Regions from separate parts of the Homo sapiens genome. Here region 1 is linked to region 2. A link is an interaction called in ENCODE POLR2A ChIA-PET data of the cell type or tissue named here. Cell type or tissue: PC-9. All regions are shown on one strand. Each heading gives the region's core, and the rest is flanking DNA. Links, peaks and the distances in the headings are about the cores only. Region 1 holds the start of LINC02689 (long intergenic non-protein coding RNA 2689). Region 2 overlaps TOLLIP (toll interacting protein).

Region 1 (16,952 bases), core at 3,518-11,517, 58 kb before region 2:
CAGCCGGGTGGCCTTACAGGAAGTCTTCACTCTGCAGCAGGGCAGGCCTGGCCAGTGACCAGAAGCAGGCCGTGCTGGCCTGTTTGCTGGTCACAGCCCTGCACACCCCCACCCTCATGTGCTTTCCTCCCACAGCGCAGGAGAAGCTTGGACTACACCACTTGGGATGTCTTTCCTGAATGGTTCTGGGTCAGCCTCTGCCCGTGGCATCATCCAGGAGCCCTGAGTGTGGCGGCAGCATCTTCTGAGCCTGTGCCTGGTGCTGCACAAAGCAGGGGCCAGGCAGCAACTCCCCTGCCTCTCCTGTCCAGAGCCCACCTTCCCAGGTCTCCCGAAAGCCTCTCAACCTCTGTGCTCCCTACAATCCAACAGTTGAGTTCCTCGGGGAAGTGGAGAAGGAATCGGAAGACTGAGGAGTGCAGAAGGTTGGGTGGAGCTCAGGCATGACCAGCTCACCCGCCCGAGTCTCCCAGGAGATAGTCACTCCATGGCCCAGCCTTGTGATTTGCCACAAAAACAGTGCAAAAAGAAAAACCACATGTCAATTTCAATAGAGGCAAGATAAATACTTGATAAAATTCAACAGTATTTTAAGATAAAACTCTTACCAAACTAGGAATAAAATAATTTTTTTAACTTTATAAAAGGAATACGCAAAAAAAACCAAAAAAAAACAAAAAAAAACAAAGCACAGCAACCATCACAATTACACATTTTTAAATAAAATCAGGAATGAGACAACTCACCCTCACTGCCTCTAACCCACAAAGAACTTGAGGACCCACTCACCACCAGACAAGAAAAAGCAACAACGGGCCGGGCGCGGTGACTCATGCCTGTAATCCCAGCACTTTGGGAGGCCGAGGCGGGTGGATCATGAGATCAGGAGATCAAGACCATCCTGGCTAACATGGTGAAACCCCGTCTCTACTAAAAATACAAAAAAATTAGCCGGGCGTGGTGGCGGGCGCCTGTAGTCCCAGCTACTCGGGAGGCTGAGGCAGGAGAAGGGCATGAGCCCGGGAGGCAGAGCTTGCAGTGAGCCGAGATCGCGCCACTGCACTCCAGCCTGGGTGACAGAGAGAGACTCCATCTCAAAATAAATAAATTAATAAATAAATAAAATAAATTTTAAAAAGAAACAATGGATATTAAAAATTGGAAACAAAGAAACTAAACTATGTATTGAGGAAATGATTACTTACAAAAAATACTGCAATCCACAAATTATGAGAATTAAAATAGTTTAACAAGATGCTCCAATCTAGAAATCAACATTCGAAAGTCATTTGCAGTTTTCTATATGGGCATCAAACACAAATGTGAAAATTCAAACCCCAAAATAAAAAATACTTAGGAATAAACCTAACAAAATACATATAAGATCTGTGAGCAGAAAATTATTAAAGTTTAATGAAAGACTTCAAAGAAGACCAGAGAGAGAGAGACAGAGTGAGAGAGAGCAAGAGAGAGACAGCATGAGAGAGCGAGAGAGAGGGAGAGACACAGAGAGAGAGCGAGAGAGACAGAGAGAGAGAGAGAGCAAGAGAAACAGAGAGAGAGAGAGACAGAGAGAGAGCCACAGAGAGCATGAGAGAGCGAGAGAGAGAGACACAGAGAGAGCGAGAGAGAGCGACAGAGAGAGCAAGAGAGAGAGCGAGAGAGACAGAGAGAGAGAGAGCCACAGAGAGAGTGAGAGAGAGCAACAGAGAGAGAGCATGAGAGAGTGAGAAACACAGAGAGAGAGCGAGAGAGACAGAGAGAGAGAGAGCAAGAGAAACAGAGAGAGCGACAGAGACAGAGAGTGAGAGAGAGCGACAGAGAGAGAGCATGAGAGAGCGAGAGGGACACAGAGAGAGCGAGAGAGACAGAGACAGACAGCAAGAGAGACAGAGAGAGCGAGAGAGAGTGACAGAGAGCATGAGAGAGCGAGAGAGAGTGAGAGACACAGACAGTGAGAGAGAGCGACAGAGAGAGCAAGAGAGAGAGCGAGAGTGAGAGAGAGAGAGACAGAGAGAGAGCGAGAGAGACAGAGCGAGAGAGAGCAAGAGACAGACAGAGAGAGAGCAAGAGAGAGAGCGAGAGAGACAGAGTGAGAGAGCGAGAGAGACAGAGAGAGAGCGAGAGAGAGAGAGCAAGAGAGAGAGAGGTTTGTGTGTGGGAGTCAATGTTGTAACAATGTTATTCCTTCCCTCTGTAATATCTGTGTACAATGCAACTCCTATCTAAATTTCACCGGCATTGTTTGCAGAGGCAGGGAAAGGGAGTTGATAAGAAGGCAGAAAAGGGCCACAAAGATAAAGTAGTCTAAGCTCCAGAAGCTCCGAGTGCCGTGGTGACGGCAGGGCAGCGTAGGTGGACGGCAGGGGAGCATGGGTGGACGGCAGGGCAGCATGGGTGGGTGGCAGGGCAGCGTGGGTGGACAGCCAGTGCTGGGGCCGGGTAGAAAGTTGGTATTCTGAAAAAATCACATCTGCCTTTTCTCCTGTCCTATTCTCAGTGGGTCCCTAACCCAGGCAAGGAAAAGAGGGGCTGTTTGTGGTGGTTCACACCTGTAATCCCAGCACTTTGGGAGGCCGAGGCGGGCAGATCACGAGGTCAGGAGATCGTGACCATCCCGGCTAAAACGGTGAAACCCCGTCTCTACTAAAAATACAAAAAAAATTAGCCAGGCGTAGTGGCGGGCGCCTGTAGTCCCAGCTACTTGGGAGGCTGAGGCAGGAGAATGGCGTGAACCCGGGAGGCGGAGCTTGCAGTGAGCCGAGATCCCGCCACTGCACTCCAGCCTGGGCGACAGAGCGAGACTCCGTCTCAAAAAAAAAATAAAAATAAAAATAAAATAAAATAAAAAATGAGCTGGGCATGATGGCACAAGCCTGTGGTCCCAGCTACTCAGGAGGCTGAGGTGGGAGGATGGTTTGAGCCTGGGAGGTTAAGGCTGCAGTGATCCATGATCATGCCTCTGCACTCCAGCCCGGGTGATGGAGCAAGACCCTGTCTCAAAACAAACCAAAAAACCCCCACGTAAAACCACGCTGTAGGCTGGGCTCGGTGGCTAATGCCTGTAATCCCAGCACTTTGGGAGGCCAAGGCGGGCGGATCACGAGGTCAGGAGATCGAGACCATCCTGGTTAACACAGTGAAACCCCGTTTCTACTAAAAACACAAAAAAATTAGCCAGGCGTGGTGGCGGGCGCCTGTAGTCCCAGCTACTTGGGAGGCTGAGGCAAGAGAATGGCGTGAACCCGGGAGGCAGAGCCGGCAGTGAGCCGAGATCGTGCCACTGCACTCCAGCCTGGGTGACAGAGCAAGACTCTGTCTCAAAAAAAAAAAAAAAAAAAAGAAACCACCTGTATAGTGTTGAGGGTCACATGTGTGCTGTGAGGTCTACAAACGTGCCCCGGCACGACACTCCAGATGTGGAATCTGCCCCAGGAGGGAGAGCAATGGCACCACAGGGCACCAGGGGCTTTGGGTGGATTGGACGGGTTGAATCCACTTAAAATCATGGCACAGACACAGCCAAATGTCAGGGAGTCTTAGAGCTGGGAAGGGCTGAAGGTGCTTATCATATCATTCTCTATGGTTTTCCGTATGTTAGAGACATCCCATAACAAAACAGAACAGAGGAAGAGGAAGGCCAATCCGTGCTGCACTGATTTAGCAACGAGCAACTCACGAGGGAAACAAAACCCTGGCTGGAGGCACTGGCCAATTTCCGTGGTGTAAACATTCCCACCATGGCCGACGCCCAAACCACCCACCTGAGGGGGCTGACAGAGCAGACACATAGCACCGGCCTCCCAGCTGGCAGGGGCCGGCCCCCAGCACACATCGTGAAGGACACACAGCACCAGCCCCCAGCGCACACCATGAAGGACACACAGCACTGGCCCCCAGTGCACACCATGAAGGACACACAGCACTGGCCTCCCAGCTGGCAGTGGCCGGTCCCCAGTGCACGTCGCGAAGGACACACAGCACTGGCCTCCCAGCTGGCAGGGGCCGGCCCCTAGCGCACGTCGCGAAGGACACACAGCACACCTCCCTGAGCTGGAGCCAGCAGGCAAGGGTCACGTCTCTACAATCAGGGAGAAGAACAGAGAGGCTGCTGTGGGAACCCAGCAGGCATCCGGCTCACCGGCACACCCGGAAGCTCGTGTGGAGCAGGGCCGGGCACGTGCAGGCTGTGCCCACCCTCGCACTCACGTTCACGTCTGGAAGGCAGAGAACGGCCCAGCAGGGCAGCAGGCAGGTGGTGAAGGATGCACCTATGGTGATGGCTTAGACAGGAACTGGAGGGGCAGGCCCTGCCGCTTTTGTGGCCAGGATCTCCCCAGTCTCTGCCACTCCGGCCGCCACAGCAAAACACCCCCGTCGGCGGCTTCAAGCAACCGACATTTAGCTCACAGCTCTGGAGACTGTGAGTCTAACAGGCCCCGGCAGACTGTGGTTCACAGCCAGCGCCTCCTGGCCACATCCGAACGTAATGAAGCGGTGAGGGGCTCTCTGAGGTCCCTTTTGTCTGGGCACTAATCCATTTACGAGGCCGACCCTCACGGCCAGACCCGCCCAAAGGCCCCTCCTCCCAATAGCATCACCTTGGCAGTGAAGGTTTCAACAGAAGAATTTCTGGGGATAGACGTTCGGGCCATGGTGACCTCTCTGGGGGTGCCCCTCAGTGTGAGAAGGACGGAGAGAAGGCGCCGGCTCCACAGGTAGCTGCGGATTCACATTCCAGGCGGAGGTGCTGGGGCAGAGGCAGGGACGGGTGTCTGGGTGTGATCTAGATCCTGAAGGGAGGCCCGGGGGCCAAGCAAGGCGGCTGGAGCGGCCCCAGCACCATGGAGGCCACTCACTCACAGGCTCTCAGAGGCATTGGGCTTGATGCCCCCCAGGCTGTCCTGTGGGTCGGGCACCGCAGTAGGGCTGGGAAGACCAGGCCTGGCCCTGGCCGGCCCAAAGCAGGAAAATGGGTCGGCAGGTGGAACGTTTGCCCTTTGAGGGAACTGGGGCTGAGGTAGGCAGGGAGGTGGCACTCTGCTCCGTGGGCTGGAAAGAGCCCTGGGAAAGGGGGAGAAGAGCCACGTGCAGCCACGGCCATGCTGAGTCCAGACCCAGGACCAGCAGGGGTGGCTGAGGAAATGAGATGCAGAGAGGTGGTCATATAGTGACTAGAGGAGGGGGTGGTCTTGGATGGGGCGTCTTGGATGCAGGGTCTTGGATGGTGGGTGTAGACACATTTTTTGAGACAATTTGCTATGAATAGAAGAAAATTAGGGAGTTGCTAGAGGGGTTCCATGTTCCAGGAGGCACTGTGACAGGCAAGAGGGGGTGGGGGACCTGGTGTAGGCCTGGGAGGGGAGTCGGCGGGGATGAGGGGTAGGGGATGGGGGTCCAGGTGTGAGGCCTGGGAGGGGAGTCGGTGGGGATGAGGGTGAGGGTGGGGGTCCAGGTGTGAGGCCTGGGAGGGGAGTCAGTGGGGATGAGGGGTGAGGGTGGGGGTCCAGGTGTGAGGCCTGGGAGGGGAGTCATTGGGGGTGGGGGTCCAGGTGTGAGGCCTGGGAGGGGAGTCGGTGGGGATGAGGGGTGGGGGTGGGGGTCCAGGTGTGAGGCCTGGGATGGAAGTTGGTGGGGGTGGGGGGTGGGGGGTCCAGGTGTGAGGCCTGGGAAGGGAGTCAGTGGGGATGAGGGGTGGGGGGTGGGGGGTCGAGGTGTGAGGCCTGGGAGGGGAGTTGGTGGGGGTGGGGGTCCAGGTGTGAGGCCTGGGATGGAAGTTGGTGGGGGTGGGGGGTCCAGGTGTGAGGCCTGGGAGGGGAGTTGGTGGGGGTGGGGGTCCAGGCATGGGGCCTGGGAGGGGAGTCAGTGGGGGTGGGGGTCCAGGTGTAAGGCCTGGGAGGGGAGTTGGTGGGTGTGGGGTTCCAGGTGTGAGGCCTGGAAGGGGAATTGGTGGGGGCAGGGGTCTAGGTGGGAGGCCTAGAAGGGGAGTGGGTGGGGGTCCGGGTGTGAGGCCTGGGAGGGGAGTTGGTGGGGGTGGGGGGTCCAGGTGTGAGGCCTGGGAGGGGAGTTGGTGGGGGTGGGGGGTCCAGGTATGAGGCCTGGGAGGGGAGTTGGTGGGGGTGGGGGGTCCAGGTATGAGGCCTGGGAGGGGAGTTGGTGGGGGTGGGGGTCCAGGTGTGAGGCCTGGGATGGAAGTTGGTGGGGGTGGGGGGTCCAGGTGTGAGGCCTGGGAGGGGAGTTGGTGGGGGTGGGGGTCCAGGCATGGGGCCTGGGAGGGGAGTCAGTGGGGGTGGGGGTCCAGGTGTAAGGCCTGGGAGGGGAGTTGGTGGGTGTGGGGTTCCAGGTGTGAGGCCTGGAAGGGGAATTGGTGGGGGCAGGGGTCTAGGTGGGAGGCCTAGAAGGGGAGTGGGTGGGGGTCCGGGTGTGAGGCCTGGGAGGGGAGTTGGTGGGGGTGGGGGGTCCAGGTATGAGGCCTGGGAGGGGAGTTGGTGGGGGTCCAGGCATGGGGCCTGGGAGGGGAGTCAGTGGGGGTGGGGGTCCAGGTGTGAGGCCTGGAAGGGGAATTGGTGGGGGCAGGGGTCTAGGTGGGAGGCCTAGGAGGGGAGTGGGGGTCTGGGTGGGAGGCCTGGGAGGGGAGTTGGTGGGGGTGGGGGGTCCAGGTGTGAGACCTGGGAGAAAAGCTAGCAGAGGCAGAGGGTTTAATCCACCCACCTCGCAAGAGTGTCAGGAACAACAGGTCATTTCTCAAAGGCAGTGAGGCATAGAGGTTGGAGATCAGACCTCACATCACACTGAGGGTGATCCCGGTAATTACAAATTACATTTGCAACAGATCAGTACACAGAGAACATTTAAATAGAACATAATTAGTACGCTCAGAAAAATCGGTAAAACACATAATTAGTAAGCTCAGAAAAATGGTAAAACACAGAAATACTAATGAAAACAAACACATCTGCATATTCCAGTGCGGCCGAGCTTCTGTGAGAGACCCGTTGCCGTTCGCAAGTCCGAGGTGATTCAACCTTTTAAAGCCAAGGTCAGCGTGATTCTTCCAGGATAATGAGAACATCGACACCATTTGACTCAGGATTATAGTTTCTGGGCCAAATTTTAAGGAAACAATCCCTAAGGAGAAACAATTGTTTTCTCCTTTCCATGTTAGAGTGTTAGCTCTAAGAGTCAATATTACTAGCCTAAGAGTCAATATTACTAGCCTGGGTGCAGTGGCTCACACCTGTAATCCCAGCACTTTGGGAGGCCGAGGCAGGCGGATCGCCTGAGGTTGGGAGTTTGAGACCAGCCTGGACAACATGGTGAAACCCCGTATCCACTAAAAGTTAAAAAAAAAGTAGCTGTGTGCATTGGTGTGTTCCTGTAGTCCCAGCTACTTGGGAGGTTGAGGCAGGAGAATCACTTGAACCCGGGAGGCAGAGGTTGCAGTGAGCTGAGATCACACTACTGCACTCCAGCCTGGGCAACAGAGCATGACTATCTCAAAAAAAAAAAAAAAAGAAAAAGAAAACAAATGAGAGTAAACATGATTGGAAATCACTCAAGTGTCCACAGTAAAAGAATGGTTGGGCAGATTACGGTACATTCACTTAAAATCCTATGCCATTGGGGATATATTGTCATAATGCCGAAGGGAAAATGAAAAATTACAGTGGCCAGCGTTTTACGACACTCACCATGGGTCAAGAATGCTCCGTGTTGAACTCATTTAATCTTCACAAAGGTCCAAGGAGTAGCTTTGATCGGTCCCCACCTTTATGAATCAGGAAATGAAATCTCGTGCCCACAGTCACACAGCCCGTGAGCTGCAGATCCCAGGCCCACCCTCCCTGGCCTCTTGTGGTCCCAGCCTTGGGGTCAACTCTCTCCCACGCAGCTGGAAGGCTCGAGAACGGAGAACTCTTCAGAAAACTGTTTCCTGGGCAGAGAAGGGCCAGCTGGAGGGAGAGGAGCCCAGGGGAGCTGACCAAGACCACACGTCTGGGGTGTCGCTGCCTGGTTTACACCTGGTCCTATGGGTGGGGCGGGTACCAGAGGGTTTGAGCCTGACCGGTCAGGTGGGCCTGGCTGGGTGGTGTCCACTGCTGTGGGGGCCTCCACGTGGGAGGAGAAATTCCCAGAGCCAAAGAGGAGTGTGGTCCCAGAGCACGGCTCCCGGGCGCCAACCTTGGGGGAAGCGGAGGAGGCTCCCAGGCCAACCCTGGGGGAGGTGGAGGAGGCATGGGGAGAGGGTTGGGCAGCAGTGCAGGGAGGGTTGTCAGAGCCAGGGCGGGGCGGCCTCGCCCTCCCACATCAGCCTCGCTGCCTGCCGGGGGTCAGGGCGCCAGGGCCTCTCCTGGGGCTACGACTGCACCCGGAGCCGTCAGATTCTCCCAGGCAGAGGAGCCAGGTCCAGGACCCTCTCATTCTGCAGGGCTCTGCGGAGCATGGGGGCAGGTAGGGGAGGGCAGCAGGACCCTCAGAAATGGACGGACTCGGGCTGGACCCGTAAGATGTGGCTGCACCCAGGCTGAAGCCAGCTGTGCTCTGGGAACAGCTGGGGAAAGGAGCTGTGTCCCCCGGGGCCATCGTTCCCTCTGTCGGGGGCTTTGACTGCCGGAGAAGAGGGAAGGGAGGAGTTATCCGGCAGGACCAGGGTGGGCACAGGTGGCCTCTGAGACCCTGTCTTTGTGCGTTGCTCTCCATGCAGCGACGTGGCTGGAAAACCAGAGCCCTCGCCAGGAGAGAGTGAGGCTTGACAGACAGCGCCTCTCCCTCCGCAGGGCACCGGCCCTGAGATGGTACAGGAGCAAATCTACCCACTGGGCCCCAGGCTGGCCGCCGCATAGGAGGGGCTGGGTCGGCCGAGACGTCTCAGAGGGAAGCTGGAGTCCCCGGAAGGTTCTGGTCCAGAGGCCCAGTGGAGGGACACACAGACCCACCCCCGAGAGCACTGAATTTGGGTCAGCGCCTGGGCCATCTGCAGCCCCGAAGCCCACACCCTGGGGTCTCCAAGCCCCCCCCAGCACAGGCTAGCGGCTCCAGGCAGAGGCTTTTCTTCCTGAGGGGTGTCTACCCGGCCCCCCGGCCTGCAGGGCAGAGTCACAGCGCAGGGCTGGCAGGCCTGGCAGGGAGGACAAAGGGACAGAGGCCGAGTCAAGACGTTGTGTCTCCCGAGCAGACGGAGCAGGTGGGGCCTCAGGCCTCCAGGGCCGCAGGAGTCATCCATCAAACTGAGTGCCCCTCATTGAAATTCTAACGGCAATGCGGCCACAGGCAGGGCTCCTCCAGGGCATGCCCTCCCTGCCTGCCTGGTGCTCCTGAGAGCCAGACCCAGGTCACAAGGTCATGAGGCCGCACGCAGAGGCCATCCCCGGGGAGCTCCGGGTGGGCGCCCTGCATGGCCTTCCTGAGGACCACACGCCCCTCCCCCAGACGCTGGACAGACACACTTCTCATGGGGAGCTGGGTTTTTCTCGGGTTCTCGGTGCCCACATGGCTCTGCCGTATATGATAAAGCATGTCCTTTGCCACCAGCTAGTGCTTTGTGTGTGTGAGTTAATCTCCCCTCCCGGGCGGAAGGATGCCGCCCTCCCCAAGCTCCCCACACGGGTCGGCCCACCCACGACCAGGGTCGGCCGCCCAGCCTGATCCACATGTAGGACCCAGCTTGGCCCCCTGTGCTCATGCAGAGTCTTGCTTTTCATTTAGTTCAGAAGGTGGGTAGGGAAGAGAGGGCTGGGGTTGATCCCTCCAGCCTCCCACAGTGTCTGAGGACCAGAGAGGGGCCCTGTGATACAGAGAGAGGGTGACGTAGAAGGGGGTGCGGTTTGCAGAACAGGCTCCTGCCAGCTGTGGCAAGGACTTGGGGTTTTATTCCAAAGGAACTCCCAACTAATCATTAGCCAGAAACACAGAATCTGGGTCATGACCCCTGCTTGGTCCCCAGCATTGTTTGGAAGTGGAGGTGAGGATGGGGGAAAGTCACAAGCGTTCCTGGCACTCTTTCTGCTTAAGCAGTGGGTGGCTGGTGGTTCTATTTACAGAGATGGTGGGGTTGAGTCTGGGGCCCTGTGGGTAGATGGGGCTGAAGACCCGGCGTGGGAAGCGAACCACAGACATGAGTGACTGTGACGGCGCTACTGACAGCCGGCATCTGGAGTGTAACATGCCAGGCATCGTCCCCGCACTTACACGGATTGTTCATGAATCCTGCTCTGCAAGCGTCTCCCTCCTATTGGAGGGAATCTCCTCAAATGAGGCCATTCCTATAACTAAGGAGGGTTGACCAGGCCCCTGAGGAGGCCGCAAGACCTCTGGAGAGGCCACAAGACTCCTGAGGAGGCCAGGAACTCCGAAGAGAAAGGGAGTGCCAGCTGAGCATGGAAAACTCAGCAAAGATGTCTTTCAAAACTGTTTCTTTGCTGTGAGGCCAGCGTGTGTCAGTGGGGTCCTCTGGACCAGCTGAGTCAACAGTTTCGTAGGTATGCAGGACCTGAAGGAATTTTTTTTTTTTGAGACGGAGTCTCCCTCTGTCACCCAGACTGGAGTGCAATGGTGCGATCTTGGCTCACTGCAGCCTCCACCTCCCGGGTTCATGCAATTCTCCTGCCTCAGCCTCCTGAGTAGCTGGGATCACAGGCACCTGCCACCAGGCCCAGCTAATGTTTGCATTTTTAGTAGAGATGGGTGGTTTTGGCCAGGCTGGTCTCAAACTCCTGACCTCAAGTGATCCACCTGTCTCGGCCTCCCAAAGTGCTGGGATGACAGGCGTGAGACACCATGCCTGGTCCGTACCCACCTTCTGAACCAAATGAAAACCAAGACACAGCCGCCACCCCATGAGGCCAAGCCGGGTCCCACGTGCGTATCTGCTGGGTGACTGCCCCGGTCCTGGGCACACATGCAGATGATCCGTGACGTGCTGTACACTGACAGGGCCACAGACAAACGTCACGTTTATTCCATCCCGGCGGACATGGAAAAGCACTGGACAAAACCCATCACCCACTTGTGATAAAAATTCTCCCACCAGGGCCAGGAAGGAGAAAGGGCAGCTCCGTGTACACCGACTCTTCACTCAGCGAATTGTTCGTGTGCGTCACTGTGGGCTCGCGGCTTTTTATTCTGTGGGTTACAATCCAGTAAACTATCACCCGGCGCGTGGGAGCTTTCATCTTGACTCCCAGGTCCCCTCCCCACAAGCCCTGCTCCCGTTCACGCATTTCCTCACGTTCCGGGACTGTGAGTGCTCCAAGCTCAGCCTGACGTTTCCCTGCCCCGGCCTTGGTGCCAGCCGAGACTCCGAGGCCTGTGGGGTCCTCTCACTGGAGGGTGACGTCGGGGACCGAGACCTGCACCCTGTGCTTCCTTTGGTACTGGGGTATCCCGGTGTCTAGGCCCTCTTGGTGGACAGAGCCAGAAGATGCATGCCTGTGTACTCACCCCCATGCACAAACAATCTACATGTGTGTAGATTGACCGTGTGAGCTCATGCTGCTGCCACCCACCCTAGGGCACACGTCCATCCTCGCCCACCCCAGCAGCACCGGCCCCTCCTCACCCACCTCAGGGGCATGGGCCCTGTCCTCACCCACCCCAGCAGCACACACCCCATCCTCACCCACCCCAGGGCACACATCCATCCTCGCCCACCCCAGCGGCATGGGCCCCTCCTCACCCACCCCAGGGGCATGGGCCCTGTCCTCACCCACCCCAACAGCACACGCCCCCTCCTCACCAGCACATGCCCCCTCCTCACCCACCCCAGGGCACACATCCATCCTCACCCACCCCAGGGCACGTGCCCCATCCTCACCCACCCCAGGGCACACGTCCATCCTCACCCACCCCAGGGCACACGTCCATCCTCACCCACCCCAGGGCACACGCCCATCCTCACCCACCCCAGGACACACGTCCATCCTCGCCCACCCCAGTGACACGGGCCCCTCCTCACCCACCCCAGGGCACACGCCCATCCTCACCCACCCCAGACGCATGGGCCCTGTCCTCACCCACCCCAGGGCACACGTCCATCCTCACCCACCCCAGCGGCACGTGCCCCATCCTCGCTCACCCAAGTGGCACACGCCCATCCTCACCCACCCCAGGGCATGCGCCCATCCTCACCCACCCCAGGGCACACGCCCATCCTCACCCACCCCAGCAGCGCGGGTCCCTCCATGCCCACCCCAGCAGTGCAGGCCTGTTCTCGTCCGCCGCTTTACCTGTTGCATCTCTTGTCTGAAGAAACCTGGCTTTCACACCTTCACCTGCTTGTCTAGTCCCAGCTGCGGGTGAACTGGCTCCAGACTTGCTGATACACCCCCGTGAGGGACAGACCCACCACCCAGAGCCTGGCATCCATGCACAGCGTGTCTTGTCTTCAGCCTCACCTTCAGCGTCCAGTCAACGCTGTCCCCGCGGTGACTTCAGGCGTTCCTTTACTTCTCGACTTCCTTCAGTGTGACTGTGTCATTCCTCTGCAATATGGTCACATTCATCTGTTGGGTGGATGTGGTTAACCCTTGAACGATGCAGGCTGAGGGGCAATGACGCTTGCACAGAGAAAACCCACATAGAACTTCTTTGACAGGGTCTTGCTGTGTCACCCAGGCTGGAGTATAATGGTGCAATCTCAGCTCACTGCAGCCTCGAAATCCTGGGCCCAAGGGATACTTCCTCCTCAGTCTCCCAAGTAGCTGGGACCGAAGGTGCACGCCACCACACCCGGCTAATGTTTGTGTTTTGTAGAGATGGGGTCTCCTTTCATTGCCCTGGCTGGTCTTGAACTCCCGGGCTTAAGTGGTCCTCCTGCCTTGGCCTCCAAAAGTGCTGGGATTACAGGCATGAGCAACCGCGCCCAGCCTGATTCCCTAAAACTTAACTGTTAGTAGCTTATTGTTGACCGGAAGCCTTCCCCAATAACATAAACAGTTGATGAACAGATATTTTGTATGTTATATATGTTATCTACTGTATTCTTACAATCAAGTAAACCGGAAAAAAGAACGTTATTTAAAAACTCATAAGGAAGATAAAATATATTCACTAAGTGGAAGTGGATCATCATCAATGCCCTCATCCGTGTCGGCTTCACATTGAGTGGGCTGAGGAGCAAGGGCTGGTCTTGCTGTCTCAGGGGTGGCAGAGGCGGGACAAAGTCTTTGTCCAAACGGACACTGGGTTATTAGCCAGCACCATTTATTCAAAATTCCAGCCTTGCCCCTGTGACTTGTGCAGCTACCCGTGTCCTGGGGTCTCCTGTCTGCAGGCCTGGGGCATCTGCACCTGCAGCCACCCATGTCCTGGGGTCTCCTGTCTGCAGGCCTGGGGCATCTGCACCTGCACCAGACACAGTTTCTTTCTTTTTTCTTGTGGGGGGGACAGAGTCTTGCTCTGTCGCCCAGGCTGGAGTGTACTGGTGGGATCTCGGCTCACTGCAAGCTCTGCCTCCCGGGTTCACGCCACTCTCCTGCCTCAGCCTCCTGAGTAGCTGGGACTACAGGCGCCCGCCACTACGCCCAGCTAATATTTTTGTATTTTTAGTAGAAACGGGGTTTCACCATGTTAGCCAGGATGGTCTCGATCTCCTGACCTCGTGATCCGCCCACCTTCACCTCCCAAAGTGCTGGGATTACAGGCGTGAGCCACCGTGCCCAGCCTGCACCATCCACAGTTTCTGCCTTGAGGTTTCAAGGAGTGTTCTGTCTGCTAGTGTGTTCCCACCTCTTCTTACCTGAGTGCTTTCCTGTAAAAACTTTGCTATCAACCCGTCTAACTCCATAAAACTGCAAAAAAGGTGTGGGGACCTTTGCGGCATTGCACTGACCTCGCCTGATGCTTGGCCCCACGTACATCTGCTCGGTACCACTCAGGCCTCCTTTCGGGGTCTTAAGGTTTTCCCTAGACACATTTCAGCATTTCTCAAAACGGTGGCCCACTGACACCGCCGGGGTTTTCTTCTGAGCGGCTGCTGACAATTTTGCAAATTCTAATGCTGGCACTTAAGAAAAAATCTCACTGAAAGGTGTTAAGCCAGGCTTCAGCCAGGGGCAGGACTTGTGTTCCTTCTCCAAATTGTCCTGAAATGGCGTTTTGCAAGACACCTGCCGAGGGCCACTGCTGTCCAGCCTCGCCCAAGGAGGAGCCGCCCAGGTGGAAACTGCCAACCGTGCCCGTGTCAGCTGTCCTAGGCAGTGCGATGACAGTCGTTAGGAGATGGCGTCCACAGCAACGTGGAAAATCCATGCCTGAGGAGTCACCGACCCAGGACCCCGTGAGCATGCGACCCGTAGAAATGGCATCCGTGCGTGCACCACGTTAGCAAAGGAAGGAAGAAAATCGCACACTCATCTCCACAGATGCCAAAAGTGCTTTTGATAAAATCCAACATTCATTCATGGGTTTTTTAAAAAACAACAAGAAAACCTAGCAGACCAGGAGTAGCAGGAAACATCCCCAGCGTAACTGTGGGTGAGGCACAGGAGCCGTCCCTGACGGCGGGAACAAGGCTGGGGGCCTGGTGTCGCGCTGTGTGCGGCGCTGGGCTGAATTCCAGTGCCCAAAAGAAGAGAGATTAGAGGAGAAAGCAAGGTGATGGCGTCACACAGGACGTGGTTGGGTGTGTAGAAGACGCAGAAGAACCTCACGTCCCGGGCTGAACTGGGACCCCCGCCCTGCACTCGGATGTTACAGCCCTGACCCCAGGACTTCAGAGGTGACCCCCGGGACCTCAGAGGTGACCCCCGCCCTGCTCTCGGACACTACAGCCCTGATCCCCAGGACCTCAGAGGTGACCTTATTTGGAGATAGGGCCTTGCAGATATAATGAAGTTAAAGTGAAGCTATCAGGGTGGGCCCTAATCCAACATGACCAGTGTCCTAGCAGAAGGAGGACATTTAGACAGAGCTGTGCACGAGGGGGACGCTGTCTACCAGCCAAGGTGAGAGGCTTCAGAAGGACCCAGCCCTGTGCGGGTCCAAGAAGAAACCTTGATCTTCGGCTCCAGCCTCGAGGACTGTGAGAGTAACTGTCTGCTGCTCCCGCTGCCCGCCCATGAAGCTTTGCTTTTTTAGAAATGGCGTCTTGCTCTGTCACCCAGGCTGGAGTGCAGTGGTGTGATCTCGGCTCACTGCAACCTCCGTCTCCCAGGTGTTCAAGTGATTCTCCTGCCTCAGCTTCCCAAGTGGCTGGGATTACAGGCATGTGCCATCACGCCCAGCTAATTTTTGTGTTTTTTAGTACAGACGGGGTTTCACTATATGTTGGCCAGGCTGGTCTTGAACTTCTGACCTTGAGTGGTCCACCTGCCTCGGCCTCCCAAAGTGCTGGGACTACAGGCGTGAGCCACCACGCCCGGCCAACTGTGGGGCTTTGTTAAGGCAGCCCTAGCCAGCTACTTAATACCACCTACAGGAAAAATCAAGCACTGGGAAAATGCTTAATGCTGCTGAACTACACACTGAAACATATTTAATATGAAAAAATTAGCCGGACATGGTGGTTCGCACCTATGGTCCCAGCTACTTGGGAGGCTGAGGCGGGAGGATGGCTTGAGCCCAGGAGGTGGAGGCTGTAGTGAGCTGTGATTGTACCACTGCACTCAGCCTGGAAGACAGTGGCACCCTGTCTCAAATTTTCAAAAAAAGTTTAATACAGTAAATTGTATGTTATGTGTATTTTAACATAATAAAGAAATTAATATATAAAAATTTACACATCAGTAACAAACCACTAAAAATCAAATTTGGAAGCTATTATTTATAATAACACCCAAAATATCAAGTGTCTATAAATAAACTTAACAGAAGATGTGGAAGAACATGGTGGTGGAAATTATGACATTTCAAGAGAAATTAAAGATTGTCACTGAAAATGGAGAAATAGACCCTATTTAGGGACCAGAAGACTCGGTGTTGTTAGGGATGTCAATTCTCTGCAAATCCCCACCCACATCTTATTCCAGAGTTTCATGGATGCCTCTGAGGTTTTAGAATACGTAAGACAGACACTGTATGTTTTAGTAGACACCCTGGATGGAATGCAGGAAGTGCTTTTCCATTCCCGATTTCCTGAGACTGCACCCAAGCTCCGGGTGTACTGAATTGCATTAATAGACTTCCTAATGTCAGAACGCCCTCGCATGCTGAGATAAACTCGCTTCTGACTATGACGAGGTGCTATTTCCATCCCTTGCTGGCTTCTGTCTGCTCGTGTTTTATTTAGGCAAGAAAGAAAGCAGCACTGTGTATTTCCATAAGCAGCAAAGACGCCATCCTAAACCATGCGGACAGTGGTCACACTGTGTGTTTCCATAAGCAGCAGAGACGCCATCCTAAACCATGCGGACAGCGGTCACACTGTGTATTTCCATATGCAGCAGAGACCCCACCCTAAACCATGCGGACAGTGGTCACACTGTGTGTTTCCATATGCAGCAGAGACCCCACCCTAAACATGCGGACAGCGGTCACACTGTGTGTTTCCATATGCAGCAGAGACCCCACCCTAAACATGCGGACAGCAGTCACACTGTGTGTTTCCATATGCAGCAGAGACCCCACCCTAAACATGCAGACAGCAGTCACACTGTGTGTTTCCGTATGCAGCAGAGACCCCAACCTAAACCAGGCAGACAGCAGTCACACTATGTGTTTCCGTATGCAGCAGAGACCCCACCCTAAACATGCGGACAGCAGTCACACTGTGTGTTTCCATATGCAGCAGAGACCCCACCCTAAACATGCGGACAGCAGTCACACTGTGTGTTTCTGTATGCAGCAGAGACCCCACCCTAAACCGTGCGGACAGCGGTCACACTGTGTGTTTCCGTATGCAGCAGAGACCCCACCCTAAACATGTGGACAGCGGTCACACTGTGTGTTTCCATATGCAGCAGAGACCCCACCCTAAACTGTGCGGACAGTGGTCACACTGTGTGTTTCCATATGCA
Region 2 (12,239 bases), core at 1,368-9,367:
CACACGGTTTATGTTTAAAAACCCTCTTTTCCTATTTGCCATTTTATGGTTAAATCCTTGTTGAAAAATGACACTTGATCATTAGGCCTTTGGATATAATTTTATTTTCTCCCAGTAATGAGCAGTCCCACTGTCTTTAACGGACACCTAAAGAGTGCAGAGCAAGGAGATGGAGCGCTGGACGCCTTCAAATACCGGGACAACCAGGATCCAGAGCAGCGAGGGACCCACAGTGCTCCCTCAGAGGCCTCTGGACCCCACGCCCACACGTCCCTGTGACCACCCACACCCTCCCCCGACTGGCTTCTCCATGCTGCTGTCTCCGGGACATGAGTCGCCTGTCTGTCCCCCACGTGTGGCCAGGAGGGCATGAGCCACCTGTCTGTCCCCTACGTGTGCCCAGGAGGGCACGAGCCGCCTGTCTGTCTGCCATGTGTGCCCAGGAGATACGGTGCTTTTCCTGCCATGTCCTCAGAGCTGTGCATGTGGCACACAGGAAGCAGTTGTCACAAATAAACAGGAATTTGGCCTGTGTATGTTAGTCCTGAGAACTTGGTTAGCACGAGTCTGTTTCTGCAAGATAACCCGTTCCTGGTGAGCAGACAGAGCTAGTCATAGAGCCTGCTGGCATGGGCTGTGCCAGGGCCCTGTGGGGTTGGCAGGGAAGCACGTCCTGTGTGGCCAGGTGTCCCCCGGGGAGAGAGCTCTGGGCTGTGAATCCTTCTGGGAGGCAGGCGAAGGGCCCTGGCCTTCTGTACCCCAGTGTTTCCTGTGTGCCAACAGGAACAGGTGCTTAGCATCTCGTGCCATGGGGCCTCTCAGCGCCCTCCTGAGCCAGAGCTTGCTGTTGAGCTGTACAGCGCCTCGAGAGAGGCTGCCTGGGGGAGGCTGGCCTGGGACTCCTGGCATGGGCCCACTCCGCTCAGGCACCTCTGCACCCTCCTCGATTGTCCGTAAGGGCAGGGGGTCCCTCCGGGCCCTGGCCTATGCCACACCCTCCGGAGGTGAAGCCGGGGTGCTCTGCTTGTTCTCGCAGTACGGCTTCTCTCACAGGGCAAAGGTCACTCGTGACGTGTCCCAGTCAAAAACGGGGTAAAGTGTGGGGAAACGCACAAAGTGTGTTTTGCTTTTTAGAGAAGAGCGGTTGAGCACACGCCATGCTGGCTGCTCAGGTTGGGGTGCAGCCTGCAGAGAGCTTCCCGAACTTGGGGGTCCTGAGTCCGTAACTGCTCGAAGCGGTGCCTGGATCGTCCGGGTCCCTTCTGTTTACTCACATTGGTTGTGGAGCGCTGACTGGCTTGTGCGCTCCAGGCCTTAGATGGGGACACAGGTGAGGAGCTAGACCCTCTCGGGGTCCTTTGAAGTGCCAGGCGCCCAGAGCACAGCAGGTGCAGGGCTTAACTCAGAACCTCCTGGAGCCCTGCCTGGCACCGTGTCATTGGGAGTCCATGGCACAGGCAGGTACGGGTTTCTGGTGTGCATGGCAGAGGCGTTCTGGCGGCCTCAGCACGTGCACTTTGCCTAAGCTCACGTCCGACACACCGAGGGTTCCAGGTTCCACTCGGTATTTCCTGAAAACAACTGCCCAGGGCACTGGCGCTGACCGGGGCCCCTGCAGACGGCTGGGTCTCCACCCCACTCCACCAGCAACCAGGCCTCCACCCCACTCCACCAGCAACCAGGCCTCCACCCCACTCCACCAGCAACCAGGCCTCCACCCCACTCCACCAGCAACCAGGCCTCCACCCCACTCCACCAGCAACCAGGCCTCCACCCCACTCCACCAGCAACCAGGCCTCCACCCCACTCCACCAGCAACCAGGCCTCCACCCCACTCCACCAGCAACCAGGCCTCCACCCCACTCCTCCATCAACCAGGCCTCCACCCCACTCCACCAGCAACCAGGCCTCCACCCCACTCCACCAGCAACCAGGCCTCCACCCCACTCCTCCAGCAACCAGGCCTCCACCCCACTCCACCAGCAACCAGGCCTCCACCCCACTCCACCAGCAACCAGGCCTCCATCCCACTCCTCCAGCAACCAGGCCTCCACCAGCAACCAGGCCTCCACCCCACTCCACCAGCAACCAGGCCTCCACCCCACTCCTCCAGCAACCAGGCCTCCACCCCACTCCACCAGCAGCCAGACCCATGCTCAGGGCCTCATCAGCGACCTTTCACCTGTGGAGCATGGTTTACCCCAGGCCCCTTCGGCCGCTGCAGGTGTGCGGGTGGTTTCGGGATGGCATTGTCCTGCCTGGGCCCATCCTCTCTCTTCCCCTCAGAAGTGGCAGTGGTGGACAGAGGGTCGAGGAGACATAGGATGCAGAGTGGGGAGGTCTTTCGTGGTTGTTTGGAATCGATTTACTTCCTGCGTTCTTCTGGGATACTTTTGAATTTCAGCTGTTTCATGTGGAAACATTTGAAGTATATCAGCAGAGGGTTTTCCAAATCACTTTAGACCTGAGGCTCAGCTTTTGTCTCATTCGTTTGACCAAGTGACCTGCAGTTCAGTGGCCCTGCCTTTAGCTGTGGACAAGGAGAAAGAAGCCGTGGGCACACATGGTGCAAGGGAGACCCTTTAAAATGACCTGAAAACCCACCTGAGCAGGCTTTGAGGACAGGAACCCATTTTTAGCGGCAGAAACCTGCATTTGGGGATCTCCTGAGTGAGGGCTGCACCTGTACCGCTGGGGGCCAGGCCCCAGGCTGGACACCCTTGACCCCTCCGTTTAGAGATGAGGAAACTGAGGCTGAGCACAGTCCAGGACTTGATAAGGACATGGGTGGGGGCGGGGCCGCGGGAATGCCGGGGGCAGCTGCTGTCGGGCTGCTTTGTGCCCCCACCCTGACTCACTGGCCTCTCTGGTCCCCGGCCCCGCAGGTGTACATCGGTGAGCTCCCGCAGGACTTCCTCCGCATCACGCCCACACAGCAGCAGCGGCAGGTCCAGCTGGACGCCCAGGCGGCCCAGCAGCTGCAGTACGGAGGCGCAGTGGGCACCGTGGGCCGACTGAACATCACGGTGGTACAGGTGGGCCTTGGGGCACCCTCCTGCCTGCCTGGGGCTGGTGCGCTCGGTGGGGGTGGGATTTCGGATTTCGGCGTTTATACTGCATTTCCTAAGCGGGCAAACAGAACTTCTGATTCCCGCTTTTCCTGAAACCTGTGTGATGTTGAAAACGATCTGTGTGAAAGATATTGGCATTGACCCCGGGTTCTACCAAACATAACTCAAGTGATGAGTAGTGGGTGTAGGTGGGCGTCTGCTCTGTGTAGGGCCTGGCTCTTCCACCAGGCTTGAGTACGCCCAAGGACACCTCCCGGACCCCCGCCGGCAGCTGGAGGAGGCGCGGCCGGCACCCCCGCCACCTGGTGTGTGCTGCGTGAGTGGCTTCCTGTTGGCCTCAGTGCCGGTGCCTGCACCCTCCCTCCCCACAGAGCAGCCCTCGGTCAGCCTCGGGGCCGGCCCGTGGTTGCTTAGTGGTCTTTCAAGTGAAAGCCAAAATCGGCAGATTGAACGCCGATTTTGATCACACGAAAACCGTCTGTAAGACTGCAGGAAAAGGAAACACACTGTGAGCCACGCAGGCTTTCGTAGAAATGCAGGGAAAGGAGACACACTGTGAGCCACGCAGGCTTTCGTAGAAATGCAGGGAAAGGAGACACACCGTGAGCCACGCGGGCTTTCGTAGAAATGCAGGGAAAGGAGACACACCGTGAGCCACGCGGGCTTTCGTAGAAATGCAGGGAAAGGAGACACACCGTGAGCCACCCGGGCTTTCGTAGAAATGCAGGGAAAGGAGACACACCGTGAGCCACGCGGGCTTTCGTAGAAATGCAGGAAAAGGAGACACACCGTGAGCCACGCGGGCTTTCGTAGAAATGCAGGAAAAGGAGACACACCGTGAGCCACGCGGGCTTTCGTAGAAATGCAGGGAAAGGAGACACACCGTGAGCCACGCGGGCTTTCGTAGAAATGCAGGGAAAGGAGACACACCGTGAGCCACGCGGGCTTTCGTAGAAATGCAGGGAAAGGAGACACACCGTGAGCCACGCGGGCTTTCGTAGAAATGCAGGGAAAGGAGACACACCGTGAGCCACGCGGGCTTTCGTAGAAATGCAGGGAAAGGAGACACACCGTGAGCCACGCGGGCTTTCGTAGAAATGCAGGGAAAGGAGACACACTGTGAGCCACGCGGGCTTTCGTAGAAATGCAGGGAAAGGAGACACACTGTGAGCCACGCGGCTTTCGTAGAAATGCAGGGAAAGGAGACACACTGAGCCATGCGGGCTTTCGTAGAAATGCAGGGAAAGGAGACACACCGTGAGCCACGCGGGCTTTCGTAGAAATGCAGGGAAAGGAGACACACTGTGAGCCACGCGGGCTTTCGTAGAAATGCAGGGAAAGGAGACACACTGTGAGCCACGCGGGCTTTCGTAGAAATGCAGGGAAAGGAGACACACTGTGAGCCACACGGCTTTCATAGAAATGCAGGGAAAGGAGACACACTGAGCCATGCGGGCTTTTGTAGAAATGCAGGGAAAGGAGACACACTGTGAGCCACGCGGGCTTTCGTAGAAATGCAGGGAAAGGAGACACACTGTGAGCCACGCGGCTTTCATAGAAATGCACAAATACAGCAGGCAGAAGAATCGCCGTGGACCTCACAAATAAGACTTGCTTTCAGGGGCTTCATGGTGTGGTGAGCACAGCTACACCGTCACCCCTTCCTCGCGGCGTGTCTCAGACCCTTGCTTGTGCAGCTGTTACTGTGCTGGTGTGGCCGATCCCTCTGCCCACCCAGTGAACTCCCGTAAGCCCATGCATTCCTGTGCCAGCTGCCACCAGGCCAGCCAGTGCCATCACCCGTCCTCAGCCGCCACCTCCTGGCAGGGCCTGGTGACCGCAGGGCACTCCACCTCACACAGTTCAAGCTCCAGAGCTGGCTGGGCCTTGGAGGTGGCCCTGGCGTTGCCCACGCCTCTGGCCCCCCTTGGTCCTCTCCCGCACCCTGGAGCCCACCACAGGCAGCCTGTTTCCTCCACGTGAGCTCACCCAGCCTTCTGTGGCGCAGCTCCAGTGGTGGGAAACATTCCTGCCTCCTCACTGGGCCAGGTAGCTCAGCCCCTGTTTCCTGCTTCTCTTGGCTTCTGGGCGGCCACACAGGTGGTTCCCTGCTTGCGTCCCCTCGCTGCTTCCCCTTGTTGTCTCCTGGGGCCCCAGTGGGATGCCAAGGGGTCTGGTCCTCAGCCCTCCTCCCCTCTCTGCCCACACATCCCGGTGACTTCTGCATCCCTGTGGGTCTAAACACCCATGTGCTGGCCCCAGCCTGAGCCGACCACTCAGCTCCACCCCAGATCCCTAGGTACGGACCATGGCCACATGGCCTCCCCAGGTGTTCCGTGGGCACTCCGGACTCCGTGTGCCCAAGGTGGAGCTCTCGGGCCACCCTCCCGGCTTCTCCCCCGTGTCCGCAGGTGGCTGCCCCACACTCTGGAAGCTGAGGCCCAAAGCCCTCGTGCTGCTGGTGCTCCAGGTTCATGTCCACCTCTTGCCCTTCAGGCCTGACCCTCAGCACAGGCGCCACCTTCAGCCCGTCCAGGCCTGGAGCCCCCCGCACCCACCCACTGCCCCCGCTCAGCCCCTGCAGCGTGGCCAGAGTAGGTCCGTTCCCGCGTGGGCCTTTCTCGTGGGCACTGTCCTGCCGAGCCTGCTCCAGCTGGGCCCATGTTTTCCTCACCCTAGTCACTCCTGACCTTCCTCTTCCCTGGCCGTTCTCCTCCCGCTTCCTGCAGCTCTTCCTCCAGATCCTGCAGCCCGCATACCCGGTCCTCCTAGCTGGTCACTCCCTGCAGTGGTAACGCCGTCTGCTGCGCTGTGTGTCTGCCGCGCATCTCTTGCCCATTGTGGGGAAAGCAGCGGTGCCCGTGTGTCCCCACGGTGTCTGCTGTCTGACGTGCGTCTCTTGCCCGTTGTGGGGGAGGCAGCGGTGCCCGTGTGTCCCCACGGTGTCCACAGTGTCTCCTGCACCAGAACAGCATGTGGTTGTGTGCAGTCATAGTGAATGGGCAGATGCTTCCATAAACATCGAGGAGGTCACTTCAGCAGAGCAGTTGATGTCACAGGACGCTCATCCTAGAGTTTTCTAGCCACAGTGCAGAGGGCAGTGGGAGGAGATGGGAATGAGAGGATGACGCTGAGTGTGGCAGAAGCAGGCAGGATCCAATGTGAGCAGGCATCGGTGACAGGCACGGGCATGCTGGCAGGGGAGTCCCATGTGCCACCCAGAAAGCTGGCTTTGCTCAAAGCCTTTAAAGTTATTAATAAAAATAAGTCATAGCAGCTAGGCAGAGACAGCACAGTTACCTGAAAGCTTTGGAAAATCATGCTGGTCTCAGACTTTCCTGCTACATACTCTCCAGAAAATAGGGCAGTTGCTAAGGAGTTTACAGGGGCAGAGTTTGGAGTGTAAGAGCTGATCTAGCAGATGTGTGGGTGTGCAGCAGAAGGGAATTGGAAGCTGCTAGAGGCTGAGCATGCCTGTCGCCCAGGAGCTTCCGGAAAACTGTCACTCCATAGCATTCCGGAGTACGCTGTGGCCACCCAAGAAACACGCTAAAATTAAGGACCCAAGAATGGGGCAGTTTTGACCTAAAAGGACCGGCCACAGCTTTGATTAGAAGTGAAAGGAGGGAACTTGTATGTGGACAAGAATAGAAAACAGAGGACCTGGCAGTCCAGAGATGTGGGCACAGGAGGGGAGAGTTCAGCTGTGCGGCGAGGGTTGGCGTGGACGGGACAGCCGTGCCCTCGGGGGTCGGTGAGGACGGGGCGGCCGTGCCCTCAGAGGTGGGTCGGTGAGGACGGGGCGGCCGTGCCCTCAGAGGTGGGTCGGTGAGGACGGGGCGGCCGTGCCCTCAGAGGTGGGTCGGTGAGGACGGGGCGGCCGTGCCCTCAGAGGGGGGTCAGCGAGGACGGGGCGGCCGTGCCCTCAGCGGGGGGTCAGCGAGGACGGGGCGGCCGTGCCCTCAGAGGGGTGCGGTGAGAACAGGGCGGCGGTGCCCTCAGAGAGGGTTCAGTGAGGACAGGGTGGCCGTGCCCTCAGAGGGGCGTCAGTGAGGATGGGGTGGCCGTGCCTTCGGGGGGTGGGTGGTGAGGACAGGGTGGCAGTACTCTCAGAGGGGGGTTGGTGTGGACAGGTTGGCCGTTCCCTCAGAGGGGGTCGGGGGGCAGTGTCTGGACTCTGTTCCACTGGGAAGGAGGAACTGGCGGGCTCCATGTGGGTGGGAGGGCCGGGATGGCTCCCGGGGTCTCTATCACCAGCTCCTGGGGGTGAGCCGGGTTGGCTGCAGGAGAGCGGGTGGCAGTGGTACAGGGAGGCCGTCTGCATTCCAGGCAGGACGCTTTACAGGCAGCCGGAGCTGCAGGGCTGAACCCAACCCAGCTTACGAGGGCTTTTCTCCTGGTTTTTTCTTGTAAAGGTTTTACAGTTTTAGGTTTTATATTTGAACCTGCCATCCATGTTGAGTTTGTTTGCTGAACAATCATCTTACTTGCCACGGTCTTCTGTCTTATTCTGAACACACGTTCACTCCCACCCCGAGGACCTCAAATGTCCCTGCCCAGCTGAGCACCTGGCCTGAAGTCGAATCTCATGGTCTACATGTGATGTGGCTCCTTGTGATTGGGAGACACAAGAAAGACAAGTTCCAGTCCCCAAAACCCCACGTACTCCGATAGCACAGGCAGGGCTGCTGCCTTCACGAGGGAGGAAAGCAGCCACGTGGCGTCTGAATTATGTGCAGCAGGTGTCCTCACTCTCACCTAGAGCGAGGATGCACCTCTCCCGGGTCATCATGCTCCGGGGGCAGGTTCACACTCCATGTCATGCTCTGGCTCTCAGCTCTGTCCCGGGACCTCCTCCTCTTTCCCTCCTCAGCCACTTCTGAGGAGGGCATTAGAGAGTGCGCCCTTCATGGTGGGTGAGTGGCGGCCTCAGCTGTGTCTGTGAGCGTCGTAGGTTTCTGCTGTCAAGGACGAGCCACGTGCTTTGTCTCAGAACTGCACGATCCATCTGTGGCTCACTCTTCTTGCTCCTGGCCTCCTGGGAAGCAGGTCACAGCCGTGTTCAGGCGACTCTGAGTGGCTGTAGTCTATGTGTTAGGAAAAGGCCTCGTGGAAGGGTTCAGGGAGGCAGACGGCCTAGAGAACCCACCCTCTCCTGATGGTTGGCACCTCCTTTTCCTGACATTGGCTTCATTCCAGGCAAAGTTGGCCAAGAATTACGGCATGACCCGCATGGACCCCTACTGCCGACTGCGCCTGGGCTACGCGGTGTACGAGACGCCCACGGCACACAATGGCGCCAAGAATCCCCGCTGGAATAAGGTCATCCACTGCACGGTGCCCCCAGGCGTGGACTCTTTCTATCTCGAGATCTTCGATGAGGTGAGAGGGACGTGCCAGCTATTATGGAGGCTGCACGTGGCTGAGCGTGGCTGCCGTGGGGACACACCTGCCAACACAGCCACGTTCCTGGCTGGCTTCGAGGCGTGGCTCCCCACCTGGTGTTTCATTGGGTGCATGACAGGGTCCTGCTCTCCCCAAGGAATGTGAAAAAGGGATTGTTTCCAGCTCCTTGAACATACTTACATTTGGAAACATCCCCAGTGACAAGCATGACCCAGGGATACAGCGTGCACGTGTCCCCTCCGCTGGGCGCACAGGGTCTGGCCGCTCACCAGCAGGTGGGATTTCCAGGGACAGAGCGTGCACGTGTCCCCTCCGCTGGGCACTGATCTGGCCGCTCACCAGCAGGTGGGATTTCCAGGGACAGAGCATGCATGTGTCCCCCGCCACTGGGCACTCGTCTGGCCGCTCACCAGCAGGTGGGATTTCCAGGGACAGAGCATGCATGTGTCCGCCCCGCTGGGCGCACAGGGTCTTGCCGCACACCAGCAGGTGGGATTTCCAGGGACAGAGTGTGCACGTGTCCACTGGGCACTCGTCTGGCCGCTCACCAGCAGGTGGGATTTCCAGGGACAGAGCGTGCATGTGTCCGCCCCGCTGGGCGCACAGGGTCCGGCCGCTCACCAGCAGGTGGGATTTCCAGAGAGTGCGGCTGCCTACTGGGTGGGAAAGCTGTTCTTGGTGGTGCGAATGGTCGTGACCCTTGAGGGTCCTGAGTCCCGTCCGTGGCTGCACCTGCAGCGCTTCTGAGGCAGAGTCAGAAGGTCAGAGGGGATGTGGCGAGGCTGCTGCTCAGTGTGGTCCTGGCACCTCGCACCTGTGGCATTGTGAGGCTAGAGACTGGGTGGGGGCCGGGGAGCAGTGTGGGGCAGCCAGGCCAGCAGACGGCCAGCCCTCCCTGCCTGGGCCCTGCCTTTTCCTCCCGGCTTTTCTCTCCCCGTCCCTACCTGCTTTCCCCTCCCTGGCCCTCAGAAGAGTAGAGAGCGCATGGGAAGTGCAGAGTCAGCTGTGGGAGGCAGACCCCGTGTCCTTTCCAGTCTGCACCCCGGCTGCTCTGGGGCTTGACAGGTGGCAGCCGGTGGAGCAAGGATGGGGCCCCGAGGGCTGGGGAGGAGCAGCCAGTGTCCCTGAAGTGGAACTGAAGGAGGACAGCAGCCCAGGGCCCTCGCTTTCCCCAGCCCCAGACCTGGCCCTGGCCCTGGCCCTGGCCCATCCTGGTGGAGAGAGGGAAGAAGTCCCCTACGGAGGCTGATATACGATCGTGAAGCCTGCGCTGCCCGAGGGGTCTCATCGATGGGGTGTTGGTGCAGGTGGGAGCCCTGTTCCACAGATAAGACGGGGACTCGAGGCGGGCCCACGATGGTGCGGCTGCAGGGGCAGGGTGGCCCCTTCCCTGATGCCTGGGGCCTCTCCCTCTTGTCTCCCGCAGAGAGCCTTCTCCATGGACGACCGCATTGCCTGGACCCACATCACCATCCCGGAGTCCCTGAGGCAGGGCAAGGTGGAGGACAAGTGGTACAGCCTGAGCGGGAGGCAGGGGGACGACAAGGAGGGCATGATCAACCTCGTCATGTCCTACGCGGTGAGCTGCACGCCTGGGCGGGGTGGGGCGCATTGGGGTATGTTGGAGCACGTCGGGGCTATGCCGCCCCACAGACACCCTTGTCTCTTTCCTGGAGGCACTGAGCCCATAAAACAGCAGGGCTCACGTTCTGAGGACAGAGGGCAGGGGCCCTGGGTGGTTTGGTGGCAGAGAGGGGCTGCCCTGCCCACTGCTCCTGCCCATGTTCTCTGTCTGGGGAAACAGCATAGGGGTTGTTTGTGTTCCTAAGATGAGCCAACCCTTTGTGGTGGTCTCCACTGCAGGCCCCTGTGTCCTCGGAGGACCCCCACAGCCCTTCCAAGCTCTGCCCTTAGGGTCCAGCTGAGCAGCCCTCCAGGGTCTGAGATACAGCCCTGGGCCCTGCAGGACACCAGGCTCCTCCCCACAGGGCAGGCATTGGCCGTGGTGTGGCAGGGCATCTCTGGAGATGTCGGGGAAGCCTGGGGGCTGCTGTGCTCAGGGTCAGGAAGTCGAGGCCTGGCTGTGGGGCCAGCACGTCAGCGCCCTGGCTCCCAGCCATCTCCATTCTCAGGGCACCTGCAGCTCCTGGGGGCATCAGGAGGGCCAGTTAGAGGCTCCAAGACGCAGAGCTCCTGCCGTCTCGTCTGTATCATCAACCAGAGGATTTTCAGGCTGTTACTGAAAAATGGTGCTGTGGGAAATGCCAGGCAGATGTGACAGCAGAGAGGGTGCAGCAGAGAGGGTGCAGCAGGGAGGGTGCAGCAGGGAGGCTGCAGCAGAGAGGGTGCGGCAGGGAGGCTGCGGCGGGGAGGGTGCGGCGGGGAGGCTGCGGCGGGGAGGCTGCGGCAGGGAGGGTGCGGCGGGGAGGCTGCGGCGGGGAGGGTGCGGCGGGGAGGCTGCGGCGGGGAGGCTGCGGCAGAGAGGGTGCAGCGGGGAGGCTGCGGCGGGGAGGCTGCGGCGGGGAGGGTGCGGCGGGGAGGCTGCGGCGGGGAGGGTGCGGCGGGGAGGCTGCGGCGGGGAGGCTGCGGCGGGGAGGGTGCGGCGGGGAGGCTGCGGCGGGGAGGGTGCGGCGGGGAGGCTGCGGCGGGGAGGCTGCGGCGGTGAGGCTGCGGCGGGGAGGCTGCGGCGGGGAGGCTGCGGCGGGGAGGGTGCGGCGGGGAGGGTGCGGCGGGGAGGCTGCGGCGGGGAGGGTGCGGCGGGGAGGCTGCGGCGGGGAGGGTGCGGCGGGGAGGCTGCGGCGGGGAGGCAGCAGCAGGGAGCTGCTTTTCTGGGCCATCTTGGCTCCTCCCACCCCCTTTTTGTTAAAGCTGGGATATTTTAAATCATGTCCCGGCCGTGAGTGACGATGTGTAAATGTCTCATGACACGTCTTTAACAGACGCTTTCATACAAACACAGAACCATCATGACGCTCCAGTGATTTTACCTGCAGTTGACAGTTTCGAACTCAGAGACGACAGTGGTGCAGTGACTTATCCGCAGTTGACAGTTTCGAACTCAGAAGACAGCGGTGCAGTGACTTATCCACAGCTGACAGTTTTGAACTCAGAGACGGCAGCGGTGCAGTGACTTATCCGCAGCTGACAGTTTTGAACTCAGAGGCGACAGTGGTGCAGTGACTTATCCGCAGCTGACAGTTTCGAACTCAGAGACAACCGCGGTGCAGTGACTTATCCACAGTTGACAGTTTTGAACTCAGAGACAACAGCAGTGCAGTGACTTATCCGCAGTGGACAGTTTTGAACTCAGGAGACAGCAGTGCAGTGACTTATCTGCAGTGGACAGTTTTGAACTAAACTCAGAGACGACAGCAGTGCAGTGACTTATCCACGGTTGACAGTTTTGAACTCAGAGACAACAGCAGTGCAATGACTTATCCGCAGTGGACAGTTTTGAACTCAGGAGACAGCAGTGCAGTGACTTATCCACAGTGGACAGTTTTGAACTAAACTTAGAGATGACAGCGGTGCAGTGACTTATCCACAGTTGACAGTTTTGAACTCAGGAGACAGCAGTGCAGTGACTTATCCGCAGTGGACAGTTTTGAACTAAACTCAGAGACGACAGCGGTGCAGTGACTTATCCGCAGTTGACAGTTTTGAACTCAGAGGTGACAGTGGTGCAGTGACTTATCCACAGTGGACAGTTTTGAACTCAGAGTTGACAGCAGTGCAGTGACTTATGTGAAGTTGACACTTTCA

What was found. Peaks named below come from ENCODE experiments on the same cell type or tissue, not always from the same donor. Only the 100,000 strongest peaks of a DNase experiment are listed, where the experiment ranks them.
Region 1: POLR2A ChIA-PET joins it to region 2 with 10 read pairs; 4 of 35 experiments call an interaction of 5 or more read pairs at or near these places.

The regions. Positions count from the first base shown.
Region 1 is chr11:1,341,502-1,358,453 of GRCh38, reverse strand. LINC02689 (long intergenic non-protein coding RNA 2689) reads right to left here and starts at 8,147. Exons shown (of 5, transcript XR_930972.2): 1 at 7,692-8,147. RefSeq lists enhancers at 4,300-5,047, 9,328-9,880. In PC-9, for the core only: no CTCF peak of the experiment used is centred there; a DNase peak (open chromatin) is centred at 6,623.
Region 2 is chr11:1,286,441-1,298,679 of GRCh38, reverse strand. It overlaps TOLLIP (toll interacting protein), which reads left to right. Exons shown (of 6, transcript NM_019009.4): 2 at 2,886-3,035; 3 at 8,271-8,453; 4 at 9,904-10,056. Among named protein-coding and RNA genes, the nearest start is that of TOLLIP, 17 kb to the left of the region's middle. RefSeq lists an enhancer at 1-263. In PC-9, for the core only: a CTCF peak has its summit at 4,860 (motif pointing left); no DNase peak of the experiment used is centred there.